2 separate regions of the Mus musculus genome follow, and region 1 is linked to region 2. Evidence: chromatin loops called from intact Hi-C (ENCODE). Cell type or tissue: left cerebral cortex. All regions are shown on one strand. Region 1 holds the start of Ano5 (anoctamin 5). Region 2 overlaps Gm33136 (a long non-coding RNA gene).

Region 1 (2,500 bases), 89 kb after region 2:
TTCAGGAATGTTCTGCGATTCCTGGGGAGACAGAAGCTACACATGTCCTCATGACAAAGGGTTAGTAACTAAATAGCTTCTAGTAAGTAGGCCCACCTTGAGGCTAAATTTAATTGAGATGCAAATGCCTAAAAACTGCAATATTTCATCTCCATGTGGATGCAATGAAATATTCTTTATTACCCAGAAAATATCACATCATATGCATTTTTGTTTTATATTTTTCCTTCAAAGAAGAAATAGAAGCCACTGGTGGGATCAAAAACTGGGCAACACTTAGAACACAGTGAGGTCACTTTCCAAAGTATTCAATGCAGAGTGACTATGTGTTCCACAGACCTTCTGTGACAGAAAAGTGAAAACCAATGCTTAAACAATAACTTTCAAATGAATGCTTATTGCTGTGTAGTTTGTATTAGTATAAGTCAGGAAATCTGTTATATGTTCAGCGTTTGGCAAATGGATGCGTGCGGCTTCCTCCACAAGGGAATACTATATGTCAAATACAAGGAATGGTGCTGCACATGACTGAAGTTTAGAACATGCCAAGACAGAAGCCAGTTTTGTCTGAGAGCACGAACTTTTTGGCTCTACTTCCTTGAGTATCTGAGCTAAGGAAATCTACAGAGGCAAGCAGTACAAGTGCCTGTGCCTAGAAGTGGAGAATGGCTACATAGAGGATGATTAACTGACACGAGGAAGATGACATAAAATGACCCTGTTGAGATGGTCACAAAACTTTGTAAATACATAGAATCCAATCATTTTGCACTTAGCTGCTGACTTTCACGGGATGCAGATATGTCTCAATAAAAAGCTGTTTTTAAAAGGGAAGACATGATGCATATGCAGCATGATGGTGGCCCAATCCATGAAGCCCAACACTTGGGGGCAGAAGCTGACAGGAAGAACTCAGGGCCAGCCCCTAACTGGAGGATCGCCACCTGTGCAGGCTATCTTTGGAAAAAGCCACATTTCAGGAGCAGAATTCCTGAGCCAGGGACCCACACCAGGCCAATTACTCGGGGTCTGAGACAGATGTCCGGATCCTAGGAAGTCACAGGTTGTAGGTCCTTGGAGCACAGATGCATCAGGGGACATCGCGGGGCGCAGAATGTCTCCCATTACCTGCCTGGCAGGCATGGCGCAGCGCGGGGCTCACGACACTAAGAACGTTCCCGGGACAGAAACCTACAGCTGCCAACGTCCCCGCAGAAACCCCATGCGAAGAAGGTTCGCGCGCCCGCTCAGCGCCAGCCTTACCTTCCTGCTCCACCATCTCCAGCAGGTCGGGGTCACCTAGCTTTGCCAGCTCGTTGAAGGCATTGAAGGACCTCTGTGACAGGCGGCGGGATGACTTGGGGCGGAGGCTGAAGCGGATCGTCTGCCTCCTGGTTTTCAGCTCCGCCTCCGCAATCCAGCTGGAGCTCTCATTCTTTAAGCTGTCCGATTGCTGCGACTCCAGAGGCATCTGGAGCACCAGAGGCACTGGAGACACTGGGGACAGCCCAGGAGCCTGAGAAGAGGGAGGAGCTAGAGACGAGCGAAATTCCTGAGACCCGGGAGGCGCCATGACCTGGCGAGTTGCCTTGGACGGGTGAGGAGCCAAGGACGAGGCGCCCTGAGCCGAAGACTCCTGGCGGTTCCGCTGACTGGATTTCCTCTCCAGGTGGTACTTGGCCTGACTCTTGGAGCGGTCCAGCAGATTGGCAGTTAAGCTCTTGCGCTTCACTGCCCTTGAGTGATAGTGCTGCTCTGTCCCCTCCGTGTAGGGCTCTAAGTGGTGCTCCTGGTCCTGGCTAAGCTGGCTTGAATCCTTTCCTTGATCCTGCTGCCAGCCCAGGTGCTCCTCCAGGTTGTGTTGGCGAAGTTTCCGTTTCTTCTTGGGCCTTTCTGGCCCTCTGCCCTTCTCACTGATCTCTCCGGACAGCCCAGATTCCTCCCCAGTTTCAGACTCCACAACTTGCAGTATTGTCTCCGTTTCTCTTCTCTCCCTCGGGTTTTCCACCTGTTCCTCCTCAGAAACTTCCACAATCTCCACATACCTAGAGACTCTAGGTCTCACCACCCTTCTTGCCCCTTCTGGGACACTTAACTGGTGCACATCCGGGGAGACTTCAGGCCCCTCTACCCTCCTTGGGGCCTCCTCAGGGGGCCTCACCACAGCTACATCTTCGGGGGGTTCCTGGGCGTCCCCAGGCTCCCTTCCTTCTTGACTCCACAGCTCCATACTTAACAGGCTTAGAGCTTCCCGTTTCAACCGGTCCACCCACTCAAGGCAGGTACTCACAGTATACCATCTCCAACCCTTTCCCTCACATCCTCTCTGGTAGGCAGCCTCAGCCTACTAATAAGTCTGGTTGCCCAGGATTGTCTCGCCCTCCACTCAAAGTGAAGCTATCTAAGACAAAACCCTTTTCCCAGTTGGGGGTTATTTTCTGTCGGGTAAAAATAAAATCCACTTCCCTTAAGGCATCTCTCTCCCTTTAAGGCCTGAGCG
Region 2 (2,500 bases):
CAATGTAGATATTGCATGCTCCAGTCTTTATAGTTTTGGGAAACACTGATGTGAGCCATTCTGAGCCTGTCTCTGTCTCCTTGTATCATTATTACTAGAAGAGTAGAAGAAAAGTCAGGAAACCTGCAGCAAAAATTAGATGGGGGCTCAGACAGTAGGGTTGGGAGTGTTTTGGGGGCAGTAAGATGGAGGGTGGGGATTGTCTCTGTGCTCATACAGTGCATGCCATACCTTCTTGTTGTGGACTTTGTCTCGATAACTGTAGTCAAAATAAATTCATTACAGCCAAATTTGTTTCTGTTCTGAATATTTGATCACAGCAACAAAGATGAAACTGGACTGTCTCTCAATGCCTTTCATTCTAAGTTTCTGTGGTGGTCTGGTCACATCTTCTTATTTATAATGATGTTAGTAGCCTTTCCATGCTTTATCAGCTACCTCATGATGTGTTTTGTGAAATGCCTAGTTATGTGCTTCGCCCACTTGTACAGTAAAAGTTGGACGTAGCGGACTTCCTTACTTCATCTGGAGGAGTCTTCTCTTTAGCAAATACTGTCTTTATCTGTGGTATGGATGTCCATGTTCTCAGGGAGTTACTTCTTGAACATAATTTTCTAGTTTTTTAAAACATCAAATGTATCTATTACCCCTGTTCTTTTTCCAGTTTATCCAGCCCCACTTTTTCCTGAACTGGGAAGTATGTTATTGCTCTTCCCCACCCCCACCCCCACACACAATTTTACTCATTTCAGTCGGTGTTTGTGTTATTACCTTTTCAGACTTTGATTTTTAGTTCACTGAATTCTCATAATCCCCCCCTCCCCAATTCTTTGGGTTTATTTAGCCAATTCACACCTATCTATGTTCCCAAACAACAAACTTTGTTTTGATAGCTTCCTTTTCCAATAATGTGAGGAATAAAGTCATTATGTATTTCTGTTAAAACTTGTGTTGAGCTGTTTTCCACCCACATGTAAATGGAACGCCCCATCTGTTCTGGGGTAGTCTTTGGTGTGTGGGTTCTTCTCACCCATATGTCAGTAAGAAATGTTTTCCCTGTTTCATTCCCAAACATTTCCGAGTCACTGCTGCTCCCTCTCAATAACTTTAACTCACTACAGTGATGCAAGTACTCTGGAGAGCGCAGTCCTGTGAGGTTAATTTTGTCTGCCGTGTGGTCCAAGATGCTTTTGCACAATATTCTCCAAACACATGAAAGGAATGTCTGTTCTGCAACTGTTAGGTGCCATGTCTGCTGTCAAGTGGATTGCTTGAATTTTCCATCGTCTTTACTGCCTCCAGCTCTCCGTGTGACCAATCACTCATTGAGAAAACATTAACAGCTCCCATCATAACTGTGGGTTCACTCACCCCACAGATTGGCTCCTTCAGTAAGCATTTCTCTTATATGATTCCTGCCTGTTATTAGCTGGGTACATATGTAAAATAGTTGTATATTCTTACAATTACCATTCTATTAACAAAATCTCAGTTTGCAGTACTACGCCTTGCCTTGTAACTGTCTTTGCATAATGTGAACATGAGTTGATTTTACTATTTCCCAAAACTTTTCTGTCCTCTTATTTTTGACCTTTCTGTGTCCTTACACTTCATGTCCTTATAGATTTCTCAGGGATTTCGTGAGGACGTGCGGTCCTTGCTGGACCCTATACTTAAATCTTTCTTCCAAATACATGCTAAGTGTATTGGAAGCTCAGCTAAGCTTTGATTTCTTTCACTCACTGTGTCTCCTCTTGGGAAGCTCCATTTTTTTTATCACATGGAAAATCCACCACACAGTGGACTTACCTCCCTGCTTGCCCTTCTCCTCCTAGTGAATGCTTGCACTTGGGTCCTCTGCTTTATAATTTTCTGATGTTTTTAATCAAGTATTTAGGACTGATTATTTTTTCTTCACAAACTGTATATTTTTATTATTTCATGAGATATAAACAAATGAAGCAAATTATTTACAATTTTTTGGGGCAGGCAAGAATGTGTTCAGATATAACATACATCTGCATGCAGATGCCTGTATGTAACCCAGTACAACAAATACATTAATTCTGTTTTTAACCATTTTGCCCACTTTCTGCCCACCTTTTCTCATGGTTACAACTGCCTGGATAAACCCAGTCTATTATTGTTGGACCTGAGCTCTGTCACTGCTGATTAGTAAGGGCAGAACTCCAATAAGCTGCCAGGATGGAGAGTGACTTCTAGATTTTTTTTTTGTCATGGTTTTCCTTGTCTTTTTTGTATTGTTTTATTCCCACTTCTTAGGATGCTATCATGGTTTTCCGGGTTTTAAAAGTAGCTGCATGTTTACAATAAAAACAACCCACCAGAAGAAATGAATTCATCACGCAAATATTACATTGTGAGGTACTTTTGAAAAGATGTAATTGGCAATATCACATACATTTTAATTCCATTGCTTTCTGACTCATGGTGTATTCCAAGAATTGTTGCATATTTTCTGGCTATGTTTTATTATCCC

Evidence for each region. Peaks named below come from ENCODE experiments on the same cell type or tissue, not always from the same donor. Only the 100,000 strongest peaks of a DNase experiment are listed, where the experiment ranks them.
Region 1: a loop joins it to region 2, with 2.1 times the contacts of the local background. A loop is called at or near these places in 3 of 42 quality-filtered maps.

What each region holds. Positions count from the first base shown.
Region 1 is chr7:51,510,014-51,512,513 of GRCm38, reverse strand. Ano5 (anoctamin 5) reads right to left here and starts at 1,485. Exons shown (of 22, transcript NM_177694.6): 1 at 1,264-1,485. The coding sequence starts at 1,279. It overlaps Gm33190 (a long non-coding RNA gene), which reads left to right and starts at 1,528. Exons shown (of 5, transcript XR_001778128.2): 1 at 1,528-1,597; 2 at 2,492-2,500. In left cerebral cortex, no CTCF peak of the experiment used is centred here; a DNase peak (open chromatin) is centred at 1,461; H3K4me3 peaks cover 964 bases.
Region 2 is chr7:51,598,751-51,601,250 of GRCm38, reverse strand. All of the region lies in intron 3 of Gm33136 (a long non-coding RNA gene), which reads left to right. Among named protein-coding and RNA genes, the nearest start is that of Slc17a6, 22 kb to the left of the region's middle. In left cerebral cortex, no CTCF peak of the experiment used is centred here; a DNase peak (open chromatin) is centred at 1,041.